3 separate regions of the Homo sapiens genome follow, and all the other regions are linked to region 3. The links are chromatin loops, found by intact Hi-C in ENCODE. Cell type or tissue: GM12878. All regions are shown on one strand.

Region 1 (8,000 bases), 170 kb before region 3:
GGAGCATCACCCCCATTCTTTCTTCTCCTGAGGACTGACGCAGACCAGAGAACTCCAGAGTGGGCCGGAACCTCCCCACAATGGGGCAGGGGTTAACAGCAGGGGCTTGGGGTCAGACGGAAGTGGGCTGGATCCCACCTCTGTGTGACCTTGGAAAAGTTGGTCTCTCAGAGACTCAGTTTCTTCACCTGTAAAATGGGGATGATAATAATACCTACTTCATAAAGTTGTGACGCACTGCTTGGCGCACAGTAGATATTCAACAAATGGTGGCCACTAAGGCTTGTCTACTCTGCCTCTGGCACCCCCGATAAGTTTGGGAAGAACTTCTTCTGGCACGCGTGGAGAGCTTCTTCCATTCTCCTGGCAGGGTATGGGGAGAGTCCTGGGGACCCAGTGGGGAGAGTCCTGGGAACCCAATGGTCAGGTACACCCCAGATTAAGGGTGGGGGAGGGGTCAGCCCCACAGCCTCCTCAGCTGCACAAGAGGTGGCTGGGAAAGGGTAACCCGAGATAGCAGCTTTGCTGTGGCAAGGTGACCCTCTCTCTGGAACGCCTTCAGGATGCAAACCCGGACCTGGAGCCAGTGTCGCCCTGTACTCCACCGACCCTCAGCACCCTCAGCACCGTTTTCCCAGGCCCCTCCCAAGGCCAGGCTAAAGGCAGGGGATCTCTGAGGACGTGCCAGTCCACCAGGCGCTCCAGGCATCCTCTCAGGCCCGTGTCCAGGAATGTGCTGCATGCCCATGCCCGGGTGGGGAATGCCACGCGAACATGCCGAAGCTCACTGGGTGCTGACACAGGAGGGGCAAGCCGGTGGTGTTAGTGAGTCACAGGGCCCAGGCTACAGCTGGGGAACTGCCGAGGGCTGGGCTAGGGGTGGGGAAGAAGGGGAGACAGTAGCAGATAGCGCGGAAGAGGTTCCAGGGCCTCTCACTCCCACAGTGTCAATCCTCCCACCCCGACTGCCGGGAGGTGCCCAGAGAGAATGAAGAGAGGCAGGGCTGGTGCCTAGGAGGGTGCTGACCCTGCAGCACAGAAAACCCCTCACTGTTTCTGCAGCCCAACTCCCACCCAGCACAAGGTCTGCAGACACCTTCAGGGAATCCCCGCCCCCCACAGGGCGAAAACAGAGGCCTCCAGTCCAGACCCGATTTTGGATTTCAGATTCCTGATGGTGTCCCTCAACTACAGCAGAATCCTCAAGGCACATCTCCTTAGCCCAACAGGTCACCGCCCACTCCCCCCGGCCCCACCCAGCCTCCTTTCCCTCTGCTGCATTAACCCTCTGTCGCCTGTTGATGAGGGGTGGAGGGGGGCACTGCCCCTTTGGTCTTCCGGGGTGGAAAGAGAGAAGCAGCAGCATTCCCCAGACCCCTGCCTCCCCCAGAACTGGGACCTGCAGGGCTTCACGTGTCCTTCCACGTTCTTCCCAGGGCTCCGGCCTCCCACCCCCTGCCTGCCGCTCTGGAAAGTTCACCAGAGCCCAGGAAGCCCTTCAAGGCAGCGATGTGGCCCCACACTCTCGGGTCCTTTGGTCCCTGGAGACTCCTGACCCTTGCCCTTCCCAGAATGAAGGGAGCTTAGAAAGCGCCTGGTTCCGGACTGGGTGGAAAACTTTGCTTTGTAGGGTTCAGACGGGAGCCCAGGGGCCAAAGTGATCCCAGATGGAGACTCCCTAAGGGGGCGCGGGGTCTGAGATTGCAAAATAACCCTCCCTCTCAAGCACCTGGAACTTACGAGTGGCCTTTCGAGGGCACCCCCCACCCCTCAACACACAACACAGTATCACACAGATCACGCCTCGTGATCTCTGCTCTCCCCTCGCCGCTCCGGTATTTCCCTCCAACCTCTCGCCTCAGGGCAAAAGCAAAACTGCGCCTTTAAGAGCCGTTCCGCTTACCTTTGCTCCTTATACCCGGCGCCGCGGTGCCCGCTCCTCCGACCTCCCCCTTCCTCCCAGGCGCACCGCCCGCGGGACTCACAGCGCGTGTCCTGGGGGCCGCGGTGCGCCCGCTCCCTCCCGGGCACGGGGCAGCTTCCCCTGCTCCGGAAAGGTGAGCAGTTCCCCAGAGAAGCTGCAACCTGAGCTGGCCGAGGAGGAGGTAGAAGGGGAGGGGAAGGGAGGGAGTGGAGGAAGGTGGGGAAGAGGAGGGAGGAGGAGGAGGAGGAGGAGGAGGAAGGAAAATGCCCGGCCCCCGCCAGAGTTTTTCACATGTACAAGTTGACTCCGCCCCCGGCCCTCCCGCCCTGCCCACAGCCGCTACCAATCCCCAGGGCTCCCTCTGCCCGGGTGCCCACCCCTTTCTCCCACTCTGGGAACCAGGGTCCAAGTGCCTCTTCCTGTTTCGTTTCTAAAACCGGCCCTGAGAGCCTTGGCTAGGGGATGAGGCCTTCTGGACTGGATCACCCCAGGACACCAAGGCGCCAGGGGTACACTGAGAGTGCCTGCCTGTCTCTAAAAGCGGTGCTCCTACCTCTCCTAGGTACCTCCCTGTACCTGGCGCCCTAGGAACGAATGTGCATGGACAGATTTTGGTGGTCATTTTCTTGACAATAGTAGCCCTCGGGCTCCCCTTCTACCCTATCCAGTGGGACTTGTCACTTACCTTTCCGGACAAAGTTCCCACCTCTCCAGGACCTGAATGAAGCCCTTGTTACCAGCCATCATTCACATTTCCCTCCCCGAAGGATAATTCAACTTGTCCTTTTGGAATTAAACTCCACAGGATATTTGAGAATCATCCAAGAAGGGTTACAGAATGGCTAGTTCAGCTAGTGGCACTCTCATTTTACAGAAGGGGAAACTGAGGCCCAGCAAAGCAATTGAACTGGCCTAAAGTGCCACAAGAGTTCATGGCGAGCCATGATTAGAACTCAGGCCAATGGCCATTGCACCCACATCATCTGACTTCAAGGATCAAAAAAAAAAACAAAACAAAAATCTGGGGATGGGGGTGAAGGGCACAGTGCCCCACCGCCAGGCCCCTCTCATCTCTGCTTCCTCCTGAGGGCTGTGAGGAGAGGAGGTGTGCCTTGGCTCTATGGCACCTCATCAAGGCAGTCTGTGTCCCCTGCCCTACCAGAGGGCTTGGCTGCTGCAGTCTGGGGTCTCCCACAGGGAAAGTCTCCTTAGGAGGGGGTGCTCCACAGTGTACATGTGCTTCTACCTGAACCCTTTCCCTGGGGACTGTGAGTTGTTGAGAATAGAACAGTTTCCTTCTGGAAGACATGGGCCTGAGGTCCCACTGTCAGCTGGAGACAGGAGAATGAAGGAAGACACTGGGCCCATGCATGAAAGTGACCTGTGGGTAGTTGACATCTCACAGAGGGCCTCCCAACTCTTTTTTTTTTTTTTACCTCGCTTTCTCTGCCAAGGCATGCAGATTTCCTGGGCACAGCACTTCCTAAAAATGAAACTGCCAAGTGTTGTCGGGGTGCATGGATCCAGAGCCTTTAGGTGTGCAGCAACCTCCTGGCTCTGTAGTCCAGTGGATGGTGAGAAGCCTGGGGAGCAGGAGGCCATAAAGAGGTTTGGAAGGGGCAGGGAGGGAAAGGGAGAAGGACTATGGCCAAGGAACTGTTTACTGGCGGATTAGAGAGAGTGGGGCCAAAGGGTAGAATTTCAAGGAACTAGGGGGGTGAAGTCAAGAGGTCTCCACAAACACTTTCTCAACATCTCTTATGTGCCAAATGATAGCCAGGGCTCTGGGCACATAAGATGAGTATAACCCAGTCCCTGCCTTCAAGAAGCTCTTGGTGTAATGCGGCAGGGAAGCAAACAGTTAGGATGCTATAGGAGGAGGCTTAGTGTTACGGATGCCTGGGAGGAGCTATTCTGCTTGAGGTGAGGGTTACAGGATGAGGGGACAAGAGAGAGGAGGAAGGATTTTCCCTGTTTTTTCCAGGAGGGGTAATCCCTTGTGCAGAGTGCAGGGGTGACAGAATATGGACCCACAGTTCCATGAGGTCAGAACTTAAAGTCTGGGGTGGAGGTGACACTGTAGAGGCAGGCAGGTGCTGGGTCCTGAAGACCCCCAACGTGGAGGCTGATCCTAGTGGAAAATGAGAATGAGCTTAGACCACACAGCGGCAGCAGGGAGGAGAGGAGGGAACTGATTTGAGAGATAGGTAGGAGACAGGGTCATGGAGCCTTGTGACTATTGGATTCTAGAAGATAAGGGAGCCAACAGTGTCAAGATTAGAAGCACTGATGTGATAGGCTGAGTGGGACCTTGGAGCTTCTTAAGTGAGCCTTGATTCCCAGCACCTCCTTAGATTGCTCTGTGAACTTGGGCAAGCGAACTAAGCTTTCTGAGGCCATCTGTAGAACAAAGTTGCTAAAATCAATCTTGTATGGTTGTTGTACATATTAGGGTAATGTATGCTAAGGGCCTGGCATAGGACTTGGCTCATAATGGAGAACTCAATAGATAGTAAATATAATTACCATCATTCATGCATTCAACAAACATTTATTGAACACCTGCTATGTGACAAGGACTATACTGGATCCTTGCATTGGATAGATGATTTTAAGTCTCAGTTCCTATTCTCATGTAGTTCACTGTTCAGGTGGAGAAAGATATGCAGAGGCAGTCACCTACCAAGGCAATATGGGCTGAGCAGAGGAAGAAGCCCTTAACTCTGCCCAAGAGAATTTGGGACAGCTCCACAGAGGAGAGATGACAGCTGAAATGATGTAGGGCCAGCCACCTGCTCAGAGCCTGTCACATCACCCCCTGCCCCACCACCACCACATGGGATTGCTTCAGAATCTCTGAAAGCTTCAGTTTTGAAGCATCGTCTTGGTTCTCAGGGTTGAAGGAAGAGGATGAACTGCAGGTGGGCATCTATATGGAGCCCAGAGAATGGCACAACAAGCTTTGGCCACCCCAGGAAAGGGCAAGTGCAGATGGGAGGTGGGAGGGGGGAACCAGATAAGAGTGACCCTGGGCAGGGCTTACTAGCTGGATAGGGAGTCCATGATACCCAGTCATACACATCAGTGGCCTGTGTATGTGTGCTCTTTGGGTCAGCCTAATTTTTCTGCTTCTCATCTGTACCATTTCAAAAATTCCCTCTGAACCCCTTGGTGTCCCCTGCCCTCCGATGCCAACTTTCTTTCTGTGCATCTTGCAATAAGCCAAACACAGTAGAAGCAGCACTACCTAGGACTTCCACTAAGGAGGGGCTCCTTCCCTGCTGCCTTACCAAGCAATACTTTGAGCTTTAAAGCCATGTAAACTGTGTGACCTTGGGCAGTTACTGACATATCTGACTTCCTTTCCTGTCCATAACATGGAGATGGTAATAGTCCCTCTCTCATGGGGCTGTTGTGAGGTTTCAATAGGATGTAAACTTGGCACCCAATCAATGCTGTTTCTCTTTTCTGCAGCCCATTAACTCCCTCCTTGCAGAGGGACAGACAACAGACCCTCAGCTGGGGGTTTCCCTGGCACCCCAGCCCCTGGGGCCCATCCCCTGTGGGTCCTGCAGCCCCCTTCCCCTCTGCTAGTCTAATGGATCTGTGGCATCCCCGGGAGGCCCTGGTCACCCTAGCCATGTAGCAGTGTAATGCTGGCAGGCCTGAGCAGCATGACAATGGTGGCCCCAGCAGCAGCTCAGCCCACTGCCCACTCTGCTCCTGTCTCCTCCTCGCTGCCAGTGACATGCCACTGCTCTGCAGATAGGACAGGCGTCCCTGGGTGCCTGAGGGCTGAGCAGGGAAGCTGGAAACAGCTCTCCCTCGCAGACTGTGTGGGCAGTGCATTTGAATAGCATCTGAAAAACCAAAGTTCAAGCCCGCCCCACTTTCCCCTGGGAGGCACAGCATCCAGACAGGGAGAGTTCAGCCAACAGAGAATCTCTTTTCTGCACATTGTCAGGGGCTCCCTTCCCCTCTGGCCCTATATCCGAGCAGGCACAGTCTCTGAAAGCACTGCAGGGACATTTGGGAGGCCGGAGACTTGACTCCGCCCCTAAGGTGCAGAAATCACTTTGTTTCTCTGGGCCTCTGTTTTCCTCTATAGCAAAAGGGGAATAGTGTGAATACCTATCTTTCAGGATGGGAGAACTAAATGCAAAGGTGACTGTGAAAGTGCTTTGCACACTGTAGAACGACCTGCATGTGTATGAGATCATTAGTGTTTGTCCAGAGGGCCCTTTTTAGGGTTCCAGGAATCAAGTAAAGACATGAGAAATGAGAAGCTAAGTGAGAACAGAGAAACTCACCTCAACAGCCTGCCCTTGGCAGGCAGGAGGGAGATTGGCAGCAGAGACCTGAAGATGGACTGACCCATTATGGCCTAGCTAGTTAGAGGTCTGTGAGTCATTGGGACAGCAGGACTTGGCTAGACTGAGCCAATTCTTACTCCTCCTCTGGCTAAACCTAGGCCATTGTTTTCCAGTGATTTATGAGAAGTGGGGATGATTAGGAGAAAAATATCATTTACCTGTAGCAGTGTGATTCCAGCAGAGAGCCTGGGACTTTCTGCTTTATCACTTCACCAAGTGTCATATCCTCCCTTCGCTATTTGTGGTGAAAGTACAGGCATGTGTGCATTTATGCATGTGTTTACACATGTGCATGCACATGCACGCACACACACACACCATTCTAGACTTCAGATGAGGCAACAGCTGCATCCCCAGAGGGTTCTAGGACAGGGTGGACCCATAAATAGAGTCAGCCAATCACAGACCAGTTGACCCTAGCAACTATCAAACCAATTAGAACCCCACCACTACATCCAGCGGTGCCTTCCAAACTTACACACACACACACACACACACACACCCCACCCCCTTCAGGTTGATGCATTGCCATGACAACAGAATCACCACACAAAGCTGGTGTAAATGGGAAAGTGGTCCTTAGGAACAAGACTAGAAGAGTCTTTGGGGTGAGGCTGCAGGCCACACTGGCTGGGGTGGGCCACTGAGAGGACCCGTATGCAGGGTGGGAGAGGAGAGACAGCTGGTTTACCTGGGCTTTCTAAGCCCATTCTTTACCCCTGGGTCTCTGTTTGCTCACCTAGAGAATGGGGTCAAAGACTCCTACTTGGATTATAGTGAAATGTAATGAAATTATTTCTCAACTAATAGATAGGGATAGGAACCGTAGATTTTCTTTTCAGGAAACCTTAAGAATTTTGAGACTTTTGGACCAAGAGAGTTGATTGATCCCCAGGAAGACCTAAAACCAAACCCTAAAACCCAGCTCATGAGTTCATTGGACAGTTGGATCTTAGTTCAGTTTGAAAGTAGTTACTCAATATCTGCCATGGGCCAAGCACAGGTGCTGATTTCAGCTGTAGCCAGGTAGCCCTTGAGGAGCCAGTTGAACATCTTGGTGAAGACTTTTAGAAATGCTCCAGAGGCCTGTTGGATGGGCCTGGAGACAAGTGCTCTGGAGGTGGCTGACCGGGAAAGACCTTGCTCAGGGCCAAGGAAGAAGGCCATGGTTTGAACCCGCAGGCCCCACTGGCCCACTGGCCTTTAGCTTCCAGGCCCCACACCCCTCCTTCAGACAGATGCCAGAGAGGCCTTAACCTTAGCCACTGGCCAATCTGCCAGTGGCTCCTCCTCTGCCCAGTTGCTTCCAGTAGCTCCCCAACAGGAGGCCTTTGAGTCCCCAACCCCTCTTTCAGAATCTGATGAAATCTGAGGAATCAAAACACATATGCACAACATTTTCTGTTCATTTTCATGAGCTATGGGCCTCCTTGTGCTCATTCACAGACTCCCTTATGGCATATGGATCCCCTGCCTCCCTCGTCAGCTCATCCTGATTTTCTCCCTCTCTTGTTGTGTCCAGCCACATCAAACTATGAGTACTTCTCTTGTACACACCACTATGTTTCACTGCTTCATGCCTTGGCACATGTTCCCATCTATAGGAGAGGTTCCCTCCTTCACCACTTACCTAGTAAACTCCTATTCATTCTTCAAAATCCAGCTCAAGAGTCACTGCCTCCTTGACACACACAGGTTCAGTG
Region 2 (8,000 bases), 100 kb before region 3:
GTGGGGGGTGGCGGGGAGTTAAGGTGGGGGTTGCCTTGCTGAGAGTGCCTCTGCTCTCTGCCTTGGGAGATGAAGGGATGGGTCGTGGGGGGCGCAATATCCCTCTTCTTGTTTATCAGAGAATTGCTGGCATGCCCCAGCACTTTTAAATAGCTTCCTAGCCTTCCACCCCCGCTGCCGCCCACTCTGATGAAGGACATTGCCAAAATTCGAGACACCTAGGAGTTTGTGGTCTGCAAGCCTGGGGCCCTGGATTTCTCTTTATCTTACTTTCTGGCCTGCTCTGAGTCTCCTCTTTCTCTTGGTTCTTCCACATGTTCATGCTGTCTCTGACTCACTGCCCCATTTTTGCCAGAGGTGCAAGGGTTGGAGGACCCCAGGAGAGTATCTGGCACAGAGAGATGTGGGGGTCAGGCCAAGGGAAAGGATCAGCAGGGAGGCCGAGGAACCTCCTAGTGGTGGGGGAGGACGGATGCTCTATGGATTGGCATCTCTTCTGCTTGGCTCCCACAAAGCTGGCTGGGCAGGGCATCGTCTGTGCCCCCAGACCGTAAACCATCTTGGACCTGAGCTGGGAAAAAGCCAGAGAGGAGGATGGGGAAGAAGCCAGGGCCAACAGCTTGCAGTCAGATGCAGCCAACTGTGTGGTAGCAGGAGGTTTGTCCAGTGTCCACCCTGCCTCTCCATCCTATTCTGGGCTTCTGTTTTTCTGGGGGCTGTTTTTCCATTCCTTAGTCCCTCCTGGACTATGGGCATGGAAAAGGAGGGGGAGGATGGGAGGGGAGTTCCCATGATGAGCTCTGATGAGTGGGGAGTGGACCCAGGTGCTAGTCCAGACTCCTCCCCCTCAAATAGACGCAGCAAGGGGACCTGACTTCAGGGAGCCTCCAGCTGGTACTGGAGCCCTCTGCCAAGGGTGAAGGGGTAAAGTCAGGGAAGAGAGTCGACAGGACTCCTGCTCGAGCAAAGCAGAGAGGAGCAGAGACCACAGCCTGGCAGAGGGACTCCCCAGGTACCTGCTGCTGGGGACTCTGAGGGAGGAGTGGGGTTCACAGCGGGCAGGGATACGGAAATGGGTTGGAATTCTCTGCCCCATGTCCCCCCACTTCAGGGGCTGGCCCGGCAATCTGCATGCTGCAGACAGAGCCCAGGCAGCCTCCGGGGCATGGAGTTGTGCACCTTACAGTGAGGACCCTTTTAGAGACCCTGTTAGAGAAGAGGAAGGATAACCAGAGCACTTTAGAGCAAAGATCTGAGCAGAATAACCAGGCCCTGTTTATGATACTTTCTACTCTTAGATACAAGGACCCAGGAATCCCACTGAGGCAGCCAGCCCTCGAACACCTCTCGGGAGCCAGGCTACAGCCCCTAGCCCAGCTCCTGGCCAGCTTCATTAGCTCTCCTTTCCTCTGATGTGTAGGTTCTGGTTCCTGTGACCTCACTCCCCATCCTTCCCTACAGTGACAAGCTGAGCAAAAAAAGCCAGGATTTTCTTAAATTCCCCAAAGGACCCTGGGGAGGAACGGGTCATTTAAGGGGGTATATTCTGCTGTTTTTAAGAAAGAACAGTCATTGAAAAGGAAGTGGGGTGAAAAGGAAAGGGGATCGATGCACTCTGGGGCCAGAGACCCTGAGCTGCACCTTGACCTGTTTGTGGGGCTGCTACCTGCCTGGCTTGTTTTAGTTGGGAGTTCCTTCCCAGATTAGCCTTGTTGTGCCTGTCAATTTCTCCCCATGTATTTTTCAATAATCATGGGACTGCTTTGTTGATCATACCCTTGACTTATATCCCCAGCAAGAGAAGTGCACGTGTGACAATAACTGATTACACGGGAATCCACCTGCCCTCCCTCCCTCCTTCCGGATCAAGTTAGGATTCCAGCCCCTTAGGTTTGGGGTCTTAGTGTTAAATCTTGCCTAATCTCCTGGTACACTGAAATGAGGTAATGAAGGCCCAGAGAGATGTAGCCACTTGCTTAGGATGACACAGCATGTTAGCATCAGAGCCAGGAATAGAACCCAGGCCACCTAAGTCCCAGATTGGATCCCCGTCTCTCTCTAGGTTTGTCACAGGAGGGATCCAGAGATAGCTGCAGGGGATAGATCTAGAAATATAGTAGTTGTGTCTTGGCTCTATATATATCCTGGAGGTTGCTCTCTGCTAACTATATATACTCCACCAGAGTGGGTGTGTAAATGATGCTGGAAATCGGGTTATTAAATAACCAGCCTACCTACCCATGCTGACTCAAGCTGGGCCTCCTGCCCATCCAGCTGGCCAGTGGAAATGCATTGCACCTATTAATTACAGCTATTAGCTGTATTACCGGGACGCTGAGAGGCTGAGGGAGGGGAGAATCTTGACAGGACTTGGATCCACCGGGCACTGTGCTTGGTGTGGGCCTTGGCTCTGTCTGGAGAAACACGAAGGAAGTTTTTCCAAAAGGGCAAGGTTGTCCAGACCAGTGGAACTGTCCAGAGAGCCACCATCTGGGCCATGCCACATTCCTCAAAGGCAGTGAAACCACTTTGCACATGTGCCTTGCTGGGGTAACCCAGGACATCCTATGCAATCTCTATTGCTTGAGGGGCTGGAGAAGGGAGGCGCCTCATGCTTCCCTATTCCAAACCCCTTCCGCATAGCCCTGTGCCTCCCTCCTTCCCCGCAGCACTTGGGCTTCACTCACCTGCTTGCCCCCATGTTCTTCCTGGAGAGAGGAGTGATTCAGACCAGGCCCCGGCCTGACCTCCACGCAGGGCGCTTTCCTTCCTTTGTTCTCAGCTTCTCCGCTTGAGTGGCTTGAGTGCACTTCTGCTCCCTTTCCATAGGCCCAGGGGCAGAGGAAGGGCAGAGAGGTGAACTGGAAAAATCTGCAGGTGGTTAAGGCTAGGGAAACCTAAATGAGCCTTTGGAGAAAGGGATACTCTTGCAGACTGAAGCTGAGCTCCTGAAGCTCCCTCTCTTCCCCAGCCAGACTGCAACAGATACCAGAGCGGCCCCTGGCTCCTGCTGAGGGCCGGGTCAGCCAGAGGTGGGGGACAGCGTGTCCAGCTGGGGCAGATCCAGCCTCAGCCTCTACCTCAGACTTATGTGCCAGGGAAGAAACCATGTCTTTACCCTTTTGTATCTACCTCTCAACCCTTTGCCCAGCATAGGTGCTAAATAAAAGAGCCTGTTGGCTAAAAGAACCCTCTTTGCTGTCTCTTCTCTGCATGGTGAGGATGGGATTTGCATTGCCCTGAGCAGTCAAAGGAAGGGTATAATTGCTCCCTATAGGCTTTCCTAGGGTGTCAGACAACTTGGGGTTGTTAAGGAAGGGAGGAATCTGACTCGGTCCCAGGTGTCAAAGTAAAGCTACACTGGATGAAGGGGTCCGCATTTGGATGGAGGAGGGCCTGTCGTGTGTGCAACCTGCAGAAGCGAGTGGAAGCCCCCAGCTAGAACCTGGTGTAAGGTGGCACAAGCCGGAGGCTATTTTAAGCCAGCTTGCTTCCTGTTCCCCAACCACAGGTATATGGTGATGAGGTGGGGCAGAGCGGGTGGGAGGGGAAAAAAGGAGGCAGCAGCTGGGCATTCTCTTTCCTCCCTTGGACTCACCCTGTCTCCAATGTGAGGAATGACATCAGCTCCACACAGATCAGGAAACACTGAGGTTTCAAAGAGCTGTTGTTTAGAGGCTTGACTCCTCCCCCAGCCGGTGTGAGAGACCTAGCGGGCCGCCTCAGGGAGTGGCAATGACTGGGCCAGACCCAGAGGGTTCTGGGAGCATTAACCCCAGCTTGCTTCTCTCTTCCTGCCTTTCTCCTGCCCCCTCTCCCTCCCCTGCCTTTCCCTGCAGATCTCTGGTGAGTGTTCCCCCAGCCTGGCGTAGGGCATGCCCCAGTTCACTTTCGCCTGCTTCTGTGGTCTCCACGGCTTCTGCAAAATGAAGAGGAAGAAGGAGGAAGTTCACAGAGAGCGGGAGACGGCGGTGTGATCAGAACCAGGGCCCCTCCATCAAGCCCCCAGCAGGTCCCAGGCCTGATGGTGCCTGCTTCTGGCTGGGGCTTGGAGCAGGAAGCCGTGTGTGTATCTTAAGTCTTGATTTAGCCAGTGCTCTTCTCAGCCTGACTCTCACCCGAGGGCATCAGCCTCCTGTGTGCCTCTCATCCTCCTCATGCCCACACCCATTAGCTTCCAATTCTCAGACCTCCTTGGAGAGAGGCCCCAGCCACACAAGGGGGAACCCCAGGACCTGCCGCATGCCTTCCAGAGACTGAGAAGCCCCAGGGAGGCCAAGGAGTGAAACTTCTTTCCTGCCCTGAGAGCTTCGGGGGACTCTTCTCAGGGTAACCGCATGAGGCATGTGCCGCCTTGGGCTAGGAGAGCTGTTGCTAAATGGGAAACTGGCTGCTCTAGCAGAGAACTTCCAGCAGCCCTGACCCTGGAGAAGGCCTCCAGGGCGGAAGTGTGAGACTCTCCTGGGATTCCAGGACCTGGGGCAAGAATCCTTTTCCAGCCCCCTGCCAGCATCCTCCTGGGCCAGGTGGGGCCAGGCCTGAGGTGGCCAGCCCAGTGAGGAGGAAGGCAGAGGTGGCCAGTGGCTCCGTGGCTCCCTCTGTTCTTGCTCTCCAGAAAGCAGTGTTTCCTCCAGCCCCGGCCCTGACCCACCCGTGTTCATGATGCCTGTGCCTCCTTGCCAGCATCACAGATGTGGGGAGGCCTGTTCCCCAGGCCCTGACTCCCCTCCTCAGGGACTGTCTTGCCGTGGCCAGACTGAGGGACCCCTTTCCTGGACTGAGCCGTGCCCTCCCTTGATTCTCCTGTCTCCCCTGCCTTTTTCTTCTCTCCTCAGAAGCCATAGAGGGGACTGCGTTCATATGTGGTGCCTTCAGTGGAAACTCTTAGGGTGGGGGGACCTCTAGGACCTTCCTCGACTTTTTCCCTCATCCCCCACCCCCGCCAACCTTCCAGCTTCAGCCTCTGCCCTTACCCCCAGCCCATTTCCAGGAGGTAGGAAGCAAAAGAAAAAAGCATTTCCTTCCCTCTTTCCTTCTTCCTTCCTTCCTCTCTCCCTTCATTTTGGTATAACTTAGCCTTTTGTCTTTAATCCTGGAGTTCTCCGGGGCTAGAAGACAGGCAGAGACGAATGCCAGCAGCAGAGATGCTTCAGGCAGATTCTGTAAGCCTGTTCTCCCTCATCAGGGAGCAGCTCAGCCAAGGAGCAAAGTCAGACCCCCTCTAGCTCCCCAGGGACAGAATAGCCCTTCTGACAGGTAAACAGGTGACCTGGGTAGAGAGGGCAAGGCCCCAAGATAGGAGAGTCAGGGCTCCCCTTTCCTTGGAATGTGGGCCTCTCTGGGCAACTAGGGAGGGCAAAAGTCTTCCTCGGCTGGTTCGCCCAAAACCTGGGAGAAGCAAGGGCACATTCTATGCTGGCAGCCTCTGCCTGCCCAGCTCATGCCCACACTCAGGGGCCTTTCCTGGGCTTTGGGCAGATTGGGTGGGATTCAGGTTGTCTTTATGAGGCTTGAGCACAGCTTGAGTTCCTCCTCCCATCCTCCAACCCCTTCCTTTGCCCCTACCTCCTAGCCCCCACCTTCTACAATCTGTTATTTCCTTTTATATCCAAAGAATTATAAACAGAAGTCCTTCCCTCAAGGGAACAGCAAGATTCAGCAATAAAGGCCAGTGGGGTCACAAAGGACAGAAGAAAAACTCCCTGGTTCTTTGTCCTCTTGGATAGTAGAGGCCTTGGGTGAGGCAAAGAGATGGGCAGAAAAAGTTACCTTGATACAGAGGCCAGAGAGCCTCCTGGAGGGCATGTGTTTCCCTAGCGGTCACCTGCGAGGCTGCAATCCTAGAAAAGTCACTTCTGTGGCAGAGGATGAAATTGTATCCCCGGAGACTCAGAGATATTGGGTGTTATGTCCTGACCACACAGGCTCACCAGGAGGAAAGGTTAGGAAAGTGGAGAAAGTACGTCCTGGGGAGCGGGTGGCCGAGGAGAGCTTTCCCCTTGTGCGCCTCTCAGGCCTTGGCAGGGATTGCAGCTGCAGGGGTTTGGCAGTGAGCCCATCCAGAGAGCTTCCTCCCCCGGGAGAACTCCCTTGGCTCCAGAGGGATACTAGATATCTTGAGCCCTGGCTTTGGGAACATGGGTGGGGTCCCAAGGTCAAAGTGTTCTGAGTGGAGGTCCAGTTGTCCTCTGCCTCCAAGCCGGCAGCCCCTTCTTCACCCAGGGCTGAGGTTGGGGCCAGCACTGCAGCTGGAATTGTCTGAGCAGGAGGTAGCAGCTTCTAGCCAGGCACACCCCAACCCCACATTCTATTGTCCCTCAGTTTCCTTCTCAGGAAAATGGGGACTTTGCTCCTTTTAGCATCTCAGGAAGCAGTCTGGACACCTGTGCCCTCCTCTAGGCCCTTGGATGAGCCCAGGGAATAGGGAAAGGCCAAAGCAGCCCCAGCATTCGCAGACCCTGCGCCCTGGGCCTCTGACTTCGGGCCAGGCTTCTGCTCCTTCTAGGGTTGGCCTGGCTGCCCTGCCTTCCCATCCTCTCTCCATGGTTCTCTCCCAGAGACTCCACCTTGAGGTGGGGGCCCTGAGCTCTTGGGGTGAGGGAGGGGCACATGGGTAGATGATTCTGTGGAGGAGATCAGGCCTCTTGTTCTTGCTGCGTGGCACTGATTCCTCCTTGCAGATGGGTGAGGGGGCCAGTTTTCCCCATCTGTAAAGCGAGGACTTCCCATGGCCATTTTCCCTCTTGGGCTTCAGGCTGCTGAATGGAAGATCAAGAAGTGTGAAGGGTGCTTGGGGTCCTTGTGACTTGAGTGTTGCCTAGGACCCTGGCCCACAGGACCCAAGGGGCTTCTTGTCTCAGGTTGAAACCTTTTTATCAGAATGTCATTTCCTTCTCTGCTCCCAGGGAAGGGCTTTTTGCATGTAGCATATGGGTTCATAGAAATATATAGGGAGATTGTTATTTTTAGGAAAAAAAAAGAGCAATAATTAACTAACTGAAATACACATGAAGTGTTAGAGTGGGATGCAAGGAGCACTGAGCTGGGAGCCAGGTCTCCTGGCTTCTAGCCCTGCTTGGAAACTAATGACCTATGTGACCTTAGACTAGTCATGTCTTATTTCTGAGACTCAGGTTCCTCAACTATAAATAGGGGATTACATAAATTTCCTCTTAAGTCTCCTTTGGAGTCCAGGGCTCTGTGAGTCTGGGAAGTTGAGCCTCAGTGGGGCATAGGGTTGTGGAACCAGAGGGTCGCAGGTTTCCTCTGCCCTCACAGATGCACTCCGTGCAGACAACAGACATATCTGGAGGGTGGATGGAAGTGGTATGGTGGCTCTGAGAAGTGAGAGGGGGAGTGAGAGGGAAAGGCAAGTCACCCAGAGCTTCTGCTAGAATCTTCCCCTAGCCAGGGCCCAGGACTCCTTGCAGTTCTGCCTCTCTTCCCTCCTACAGCCAGGCCCAAGGGGAGTAAGTCAGTTGGCCTAGACTCTGACTCCAGGTCCTGTCTAGGCCATCACAGGCGCCACTCTTATGTACGTTCTCACTTTCTCTCTGTCACATACACACAGCATCACCACCACCACCACCACAACCACCTGCAGATAGATGCTCAAGTGATTCTAGAAGAGATCTCAAGGACTGGCGCTCTGCTCCAGTTATGTAACCCATGGGCTTCCCTTTGCACAGCTCCTCATGTGCTCATCTCCATGCTGATCAAACCACCCCACCTCATTCCTTGCCTTCTGCAAGGGGAAGTGCCTCAGGCTGGAGTTTGTCCTGTCTACAGACTGAATATGCATTTTGCCCAGTGGCTGGAGATGTGCTGGTGGTGGAATGTGCTGGTGATTGTTTCTGGATGGAGAGCCACAGCCCCCCAGTGTTCTGCCATGACTGACTCCTGACCTTGGCAAATTGCCTCCTCTCTCCCAGCCTCCTCCATAACAGGTGGCGATGAGTCCCATTTCCTCCCTACCTCACAGGAAGGCACGCATTATAAAG
Region 3 (8,000 bases):
AAAAAAAAAAGAATACCTCTCCTCTTTGGCTTCCCCTCTGGCTGCCCAGGGAGGACAGTGAAGGGGATAAGACCTGCAAAGGGTTTTCCAGGCCTAAACTTCACGCAGTGTTTCAGGCTTAGCCAAAGGGCTGGACACTAAGGAAGACTAGGGCGTGTAGTCGTACCATGGCTTCAAAAGACCCAGGCAGCTGGGCACAGTCGCTCACACCTGCAATCCCAGCACTTTGGAAGGTCGAGGCAAGAGGATTGCTTGAGCCCCGGAGTTCGAGACCAGCCTGGGCAACATGACAAAACCCTGTCTCTACAAAAAATACAAAAATTAGTCAGGTGTGGTGGCATGGACCTGTAGTCCCAGCTACTTGGGAGGCTGAGATGGGAAGATCTCTTGAGCCCAGGAGGTCAAGGTTGCAGTGAACCATGATTATGCCACACTCCAGCCTGGATGACAGAATGAGACCATATCTAAAAAAATAATAATAATAAAAATAAAAAAAAAGAAACAGACTCTCAGGCTTAGCTATAGCAGGAACTTCTTTGAATGGTGCTATCAACCACACTGATACAGATATGACTCACTCTGGCTGAGCAGTGGTTGAAAGCTTGGCCTGGCCATGGGAGGCAATAGATGCTGGTGGGCCTGTCTTGCTGTACCTGTGAGCTAAGCCAGGGGCATGTATGGCCTTTCTTCTTAGATTACCGAGTATATGCGGCAGGCGGGATGGGCCTGGACCTACGTCCACACAACCACCTCCAACACTATGACATGCTGAAGGACATGTGGGTGTCCCTAGCACCCATGCCCACCCCGAGATATGCTGCCACCTCCTTCCTCCGAGGCTCCAAGATCTACGTGCTGGGTAAGGACAGGTTACTGTTCTATACCTACCCTCCTTCCTTCCCTTGGCTCAGTTCCCATAGGAAGCAGTGCCTGTGTGCTGAGCATCTCCTCGGCACTGGGGATAATCACACTGCCCAGCCCACCGGGAGCTTCCTGTATGAATGAGTAACTGTCAAAAGGGGAAACCCTTTTCACTGTCGCTGTCCTCAGGGACAACCCTTCTGCCCAACCTCTATCCTGCTCTGGCCCCCAGGGGGACGACAGTCCAAGTACGCGGTCAACGCTTTCGAGGTCTTTGACATCGAGACTCGCTCCTGGACCAAGTTTCCCAACATTCCCTATAAGCGGGCCTTCTCCAGCTTTGTGACCCTGGACAACCACTTGTACAGCCTAGGAGGCCTGCGGCAAGGTCGCCTCTACCGGCAGCCCAAGTTCCTGCGGACGATGGACGTGTTCGACATGGAACAGGGTGAGCTGGTCACCTTCCCCAGGAAGCTCTGGCTGCCCACTGCCCTTCTGGCTGGCTCCCCATCCCTTACCCCTATTCCAGCCATCTTCCAGGGCCGTTTACCCAGCTGGGCAAGCTTCTCAGAAGTCTCAGCACCCCTCTCCACTCAGGGCTACTCTTGGAATCAAATTCCTTCATTGGTATAGGTCCCCTTTTTGCTTGGTTGGTTTTTATCAAAGCCCCTTTTCTACCTATATTGTCTTTTCTTACAATATTCACACAGGACCAGGTCAGAGAGGGATTTTTCTTACTTTTTACTGATGGAGAAACAGAAGGATCCTGACTCCTCCCTCACTGCCTCTATTAGCCTCCTAACCAGAAGTCAAGGTGATTCATTGTAGGGGATGATGATGCCTTACAGAGCAGCAAGCATGGGAGAGGGGGAAGCCACAGAGAATTTGAAACAGCAGGAGGAACTGTGTACTCCCCAAGCATAAAGGATAAATAGAGTGAAGACACTGCCCAGGGTGAAAGCTATTTGGGCCACAATCTGCATTTGGTGGGAGTGGTCTGTATCTTATTCTGTCTATATAACCCACCATTATCCATGGCCTATAGGGGGATGGCTGAAGATGGAACGATCGTTCTTCCTCAAGAAGCGGCGGGCAGATTTTGTGGCTGGCTCTCTGAGTGGACGGGTCATAGTGGCTGGGGGACTTGGTAAGGATGGCGCTTTCACGCTGGAATTTATTGTGGTTCTGGTGCTCAGTGGATCCTTGGCACTTTGCATATGCAGGAAAGGGTACTGACTCCCTGCAGACCACCTGCCTACCACTATACTCCAAAAAATTCGAAGCACTCCCTTTCTTCCAGCCTAGATATTACCTATCCACTGTGGGCCCCAGGTGTGGCCTTTCTGTCCTCCTACACAGGGAAACTGTGACGCAGAGAGAATAAGGGACACCCGTAGCCGTGCAGCACAGGCTTACTGAGCACAGATCCCTAAACGGGAATGACTGGAGACAAACTGTGGAGGGGATTAGCCTTGGTCCTCCTCTGACCAGTCTCTTATCCTGTTCCAGCCCAATCGTGGAACAGGAAAGCAATCTGATTAAATAAGTTCAACAGATGAATCTTGGGTTTGATGTATTAACTCTGCCAGAGATTACTAGTATTTTGAAGGAGGGACTCTAAAGCGAGAAGTTCCCCATCATCAAGGAAGAGAGATCCAGGCAGCAGGGCTTCCAGGTACCCCAAGTCTACTTAGTGTGGACAAACTCCCACTTTACTCAGGCATGAAGGAACCGTGTCAACTAGACCATGTCAGTAGCTTTTTTAGGAAAGGGCAGCAGTGAGGCAGTAGTGTGCTAGAAAGCTCTGGTAAAAAGCAATGGGTAGGGAAAGAAAGCTTACTCTTAAAGAGACAGGAAGACGGTAGGAGGGACAAAGTGGCTGCTTGACAAAAGCCACTGGCTTAGTAAAGGGAGTAATCCTGTAGCCAAGGAAGTTGACCTTGCTTGGCTTCTGCTTGTGGGTGCCGAAGGGAGGGAGGTGGGGTGACCGTGGGGCATGGATTGGTGGTTGGACTCCTTTGTAAGGTCTGATTCCCTTGACACTTTCAGGGAATCAACCCACTGTCCTGGAGACGGCGGAAGCATTCCACCCAGGGAAGAACAAATGGGAGATCCTCCCTGCCATGCCCACACCCCGCTGTGCCTGCTCCAGCATAGTCGTCAAGAACTGCCTCCTCGCCGTGGGAGGTGTCAACCAGGGTCTGAGTGACGCAGTGGAGGCCCTGTGTGTCTCTGACTCCTAGCTGTCTCTGGGCTCAGTACCTTTGCCCTGGACCATATCACTTCACTCTTAACATGAGGAATGATCTTGTCCAAGCAGTCGGGGCTACTTCCAAGAATGTCAGCTCCTGTTAGCAACCAGTGGAGTCTGGCCTTGGGGCTCTAAGTTGACCTCTCTATAGCTCCAAATCCTACCAATCTCAGAAAACTGTAAGAGGCACAGATGACTCCACCAGCTGCAGAGCTGACTCTGAAGAGAGTCTTCACTTACTGCACAGGCAAAGAAAGGCACAGGAATATTTCCTACCTCTCCCTCCTGTGAGTCCCACCTCCCCCCACCCCCATCTCCAGGAGGCAGGTAGAGCAGTTCTGACCGAGAGGATAGACTGCTGTTGCTGTCTTTCCCCAGCTCTGAACTAGTTTTAAGGTAGCTTAGGATGAAAAATGGAGAATGATTGGGGGTTCCAAACCACTTTCTTCTCCCTTGGCTTATATCTCTTCACCATTTGGTGGTCAACTGTGGGCCTACCCTGGACCTCATCTACTCAGCGAGAATTGGACATGAAGCTAGAGGCAGCTGCCTTGGAAGGGAAGTCAGGCTCACTTGGACAGCCCAGGCCATGGCAGGAAGAATCCCTTCCTCTTGGGGTCCTTGATGGGCATGTGTGATGGGGAAGGAGCAGTCTCCCAGCCCTGGGTCTGCTCCCCACATCTCTCCTAATTCCACTTCACCTTTTGCCACCCCCTCCCCACCAGAGGCCTAGCCCTTTTGTCACCGAAGGCCCCCAGAGTGTTTCTGTGTGAAACCCTCTCATTTACACTGTGGCATCAAAATCCACAAAAGATGGATTAATTGCACTCTGGTTAATAGCAGCAGCACAATGATTAAAATCTATATTCCTATCTTCTCTAGCACCCTGGTGTGGGGATGGGGCGGAAGGGTGTCTTGAGGGGCAGGGAGGACCCCATAAAACAATCCCTCCTGCATTCTCAGGCTAAATAGGGCCCCCAGTGACTACCTGTTCTTGGCTGTCCCCTCTGAAGAGCTCTGCCTTCTCACAGCCACCACCAGTTGCCCCACTCCCAGGAAAACAGCACATGTTCTTCTTCTCCTGCCTTGAGACTGCGTGTTAGTCTTCCATTCATAACTCATCAGCAGCTCAGTCCTTCTTATGTCTAGTCTCAGTTCATTCAGCCAAAGCTCATTTTTGTCCTATCCAAAGTAGAAAGGGTTCTTTTAGAAAACTTGAAGAATGTGCCTCCTCTTAGCATCTGTTTCTGACTCCCAGTTATTTTTAAAATAAATGATGAATAAAATGCCTGCCCTGAAGGGTTCTGGAGGAGTCAGGTATCACTCATCAGGTGATAGTGTAATTCTTTCTCCAGGAGGCAGGAATGGAGGAGGATCACCTATCTGGATCTGAGGGGTCCAGGGAGCCTCCTGGAGGGAGGGAGTGTGACACCTTCAGCGGGATCTTCAAGGACAAGTGGAACCTGGGTCTTTACAGGATACGGATTTTTTTCCCCTCCCTTTCTCTGGGTACTTGGACTTTTTCCTTACTTGGGTCCAAGAAGGGCACTGCCACCTGCTGGCCCAGCATTTCCCTTCCCCCTCCCAGGGCTGGGAGGCCTCCCGTAGCCGCTGCTGCCCCCTAGTGAGGAGACTGCAGAGAGGCCTCCCCTGCTGCTTCTGGATCCCTATATTTGAGTTCAGCCCCTGAAGTAACAGATAGAAACAGGAGCTGGAGGAGCTGCAGATACTATAAGGGATGATGGAACTGTGCATTAGGGGATGCTCTTCCAAAGGCATCCTGTCTCCTCAATCCCCTACCCAAGAAAGGTGTTTAGCAACTGGAGTGCCTCCACCCCTTGCAAGAGAAACCCAAGCCTTATGGGAGGGGGCATTTCCAAGCACACAAAGTGGTCCCATATGCATGGATAGGGCTGAGCTTTTTTTTTTTTGAGACAGGGTCTTGCTCTGTTGCCCAGGCTGGAGTGCAGTGGTGCGATCAGGGTTCACTGCACTCTCCGCCTGGGCTCAAGCAATCCTCCCACCCCAGCCTCCCAAGTAACTGGCCCTAGACTCAAGCAATCCTCCTGCCTCGGACTCCCAAAGTGCTAGATTACAAGCCTCAGCCACCATTCCCAGACAATGAGCCATTTTTGAATGGTCAGACGGAACCTTGGGAGTACAGAGAGCTCTAAAAGGTTGAATTAGCTGCTGGACCCTGTGAGGGCAACTCCGGGCTGGAGCTGGTATCTGCTGAGAACTCACCCCTTGGAAGTCCATTCTGGAAAGACTTTAGGGGTGCCTCACTGAGGAATGAGGGAAATACTGAATGTCTGTTAAGCCATGTGGTCCTGTACCTCATGGTGCTGCAGAGGCAGCACAGGATCTGGGATAAGATGGCCTGGCCCAGGTCTCGCTCCCCAACCCCCATAGGCTTTCCCGTCCCCTTTCCACTGTGGGAAGGCTCCTCACCTTTCCTGTCTTCATTTCCCAACCTACACAACAGCAATCATAATGCTGTCTCACAGGTGGTAAGGTACTTCTTTCAACCCTCAGATCAACTCCATGAGGTAGGTAGTATCCTCCCATCTTGCAGATGAGAAAACTGGGGCTCCAGGGTCACAAACTCGTAAGTGACTGAACCAGGTCTGATCCCAAAACTTGTGACCACAGCACTGCATTGCCTCACGTGAAATAGCACCAGGAAAGGAAAGAAAATCAACTGCGCTATACTATGTAGGAAGTTCAAAATGTCTCAAAATCTAGAAGGATTGAGATTGTTTCCTAAGGAATGAGTGTGAGTATTCGCAAGGAATGGGTGAGAAGGGTTTCCTCATGTGAAATGGGCATAGATTATTCCTAAATGTATACTCCCCCGAAAATTCCCTTCTAACTTTTTCATTCCATTATTTAACATTTAACACCTATTCTGTGCCTGGCATGGTGCTAGATTCCTGCCCTATAGCAGTTACATCTTGGGAGGAAGACAGGGGACCATGGCTGCCGTTACTGTTTGATCAGTGTCAGCCTTTGCTAGTGCAACTCACAGGCACCCCACTCAGGGTGGTTGCAGAGAGCTGAGATGAAGAGTTCAGTGCAGGTTTCCAGGAAATAAATCTCAAACTGCACTTTGAAAGAAGAGGGAAGCCAGGTGCGGGGGCTCATGCCTGTAATCCCAGCACTTTGGGAGGCCGAGGCGGGCGGATCACCTGAGGTCGGGAGTTCGAGACCAGCCTGACCAACATGGAGAAATCCTGTCTCTACTAAAAATGCAAAATTAGCCAGGCATGGTGGTGCATGCCTGTAATCTCAGCTACTCGGGAGGCTGAGGCAGGAGAATCACTTAAACCCGGGAGGTGGAGATTGCAGTGAGCTGAGATTGTGCCATTGCACTCCAGCCTGGGCAACAAGAGAGAAACTCTGTCTCAAAAAAAAAAAAAAAAGAAGAAGAAAGAAAGAGAAAAAAGAAAGAAGAGGGAGACCAGCCCGGCAGAGGAGGATGATCACAGGCTTTGCAGCAAGAAAGATGGGTTCAAATCACGATTGTCATGTACTAATTGATCTTGGGTACATTACTTAACCTCTCTGAGTCCCAGTTTTCTTATTTGTAAAATGTGCAAAATAAGGCCTCACTTATGAGGCTAAGAGCTACCTGCTATATGTAAAGTGATGTATGTGTGTTCAGTGAGTAGCTGCATTATTATTTCATTGTTGTTGAAGGAGAGGTAGAGGTGTTCTCAAGCCCACTGAGGGAAAGGGTTTGGCTTATTTGGGGGAAAACATGTAGTGGAGAATGTAGGGGGAGGATGTGGGAAGATGGGCCTCGAAATGCAGGCAGGCAGACCAAGAAAGGCCTTACTATATGTCTTGTTGAGTCTGGAGTTTATGCATGTGGGAAGTTAGGATAAATTAAGGGTTTTAAGGGTAAGAGCAGTGTGACCAGAATTGTACCTCTGTAGGGATGTAGACATGTACATCCCTAGCATGGGATATTCTGAGTTCTTTTTCTAAGGAATAGAAAGTAAGTGAAATCACTAAGACATCATCTAAGATCAGAAGGAACAGCCGAGCATGGTGGCTCATGCCTGTAATCCCAGCACTTTGGGAGGCTGAGGCAGGTGGATCACCTGAGGTCAGGAGTTCGAGACCAGCCTGGCCAACCTCGTCTGGTGAAACCTTGTCTCTAATAAAAATACAAAAAAAAATTAGCCGGGCATGGTAGCAGGCACCTGTAGTCCCAGCTACTCGGGAGGCTGAGGCAGGAGAATTGCTTGAACCTGGGAAGCAGAGGTTGCAGTGAGCTGAGATTGTGCCCCTGCACTCCAGCCTGGGTGACAAGAGTGAAACTCCATCTCAAAAAAAAAAAAAAATCAGAAGGAACCCCAGCTGGGGTTGGAATCCTGGGACAATGTGCAGACCAAGCTTTTTAGGCCTTCTCTTGCGGAAGGCTGGCCCATCTACTGGGCAATCAGAGAGGGCCAGGAGACCCCAGAACTGCAGGAGAGTGGACCAGTCCATGCCCTCCATCACTTCTCTTTCCCCAGGATTGTTTTCTACTAATCTCTTGCATTTGCACTGGACTTTATGAGCTGCAAAGCTCCTGCATGGGAGGTAGGGTACAGTTAGCCTTTTCCAATCCCCATTTTACAGAAGAAGAAACTGAGAACTGGGAATCCTGTGACTAACCTAGGTGGCACAGCTAATAAGTGATAGGAATGAAAATCTAACCCAGCTCAGTGTACAGCGTCCCTCCCCCGTCACCTGCTGCTGTCTCTAAGCTCTACGGTAAGGGCAATAGCAAGGGAGGTCAGTGTATCCATCCATCCATGCCACCATGTGACCTACAGAACATGCCCAAAGCTTTGAGCCAAAGGCCTCCAGCTTGAGAGAGAGCTCAGGTTGTAGTCTG

Evidence for each region. Hi-C counts contacts between places; a loop is a spot of excess contacts. Peaks named below come from ENCODE experiments on the same cell type or tissue, not always from the same donor. Only the 100,000 strongest peaks of a DNase experiment are listed, where the experiment ranks them.
Region 1: it touches region 3 in a loop (2.3-fold over the local background); 2 of 110 quality-filtered maps call a loop at or near these places.
Region 2: a loop joins it to region 3, with 2.3 times the contacts of the local background. A loop is called at or near these places in 13 of 110 quality-filtered maps.

The regions. Positions count from the first base shown.
Region 1 is chr1:205,498,782-205,506,781 of GRCh38, reverse strand. CDK18 (cyclin dependent kinase 18) reads right to left here and starts at 2,113. Exons shown (of 16, transcript NM_212502.3): 1 at 1,986-2,113. RefSeq lists an enhancer at 1-189. In GM12878, no CTCF peak of the experiment used is centred here; no DNase peak of the experiment used is centred here; H3K4me3 peaks cover 519 bases; H3K27me3 peaks cover 662 bases.
Region 2 is chr1:205,436,902-205,444,901 of GRCh38, reverse strand. It overlaps BLACAT1 (BLACAT1 overlapping LEMD1 locus), which reads left to right. Exons shown (of 2, transcript NM_001397426.2): 2 at 3,840-8,000. The coding sequence starts at 3,876. The coding sequence ends at 3,977. It also overlaps a transcript of LEMD1 not described here. Among named protein-coding and RNA genes, the nearest start is that of MIR135B, 7.5 kb to the left of the region's middle. RefSeq lists enhancers at 1,168-1,680, 3,401-3,520, 3,922-4,503, 4,504-5,083, 6,246-6,827. In GM12878, no CTCF peak of the experiment used is centred here; DNase peaks (open chromatin) are centred at 3,691, 4,081 and 4,321; H3K4me3 peaks cover 1,279 bases; H3K27ac peaks cover 1,104 bases; H3K27me3 peaks cover 163 bases.
Region 3 is chr1:205,332,503-205,340,502 of GRCh38, reverse strand. It overlaps KLHDC8A (kelch domain containing 8A), which reads left to right. Exons shown (of 6, transcript NM_018203.3): 3 at 695-859; 4 at 1,094-1,309; 5 at 1,907-2,008; 6 at 2,911-4,442. The coding sequence ends at 3,104. Among named protein-coding and RNA genes, the nearest start is that of NUAK2, 15 kb to the right of the region's middle. RefSeq lists a silencer at 524-573. In GM12878, a CTCF peak has its summit at 4,710 (motif pointing left); a DNase peak (open chromatin) is centred at 542; H3K27me3 peaks cover 160 bases.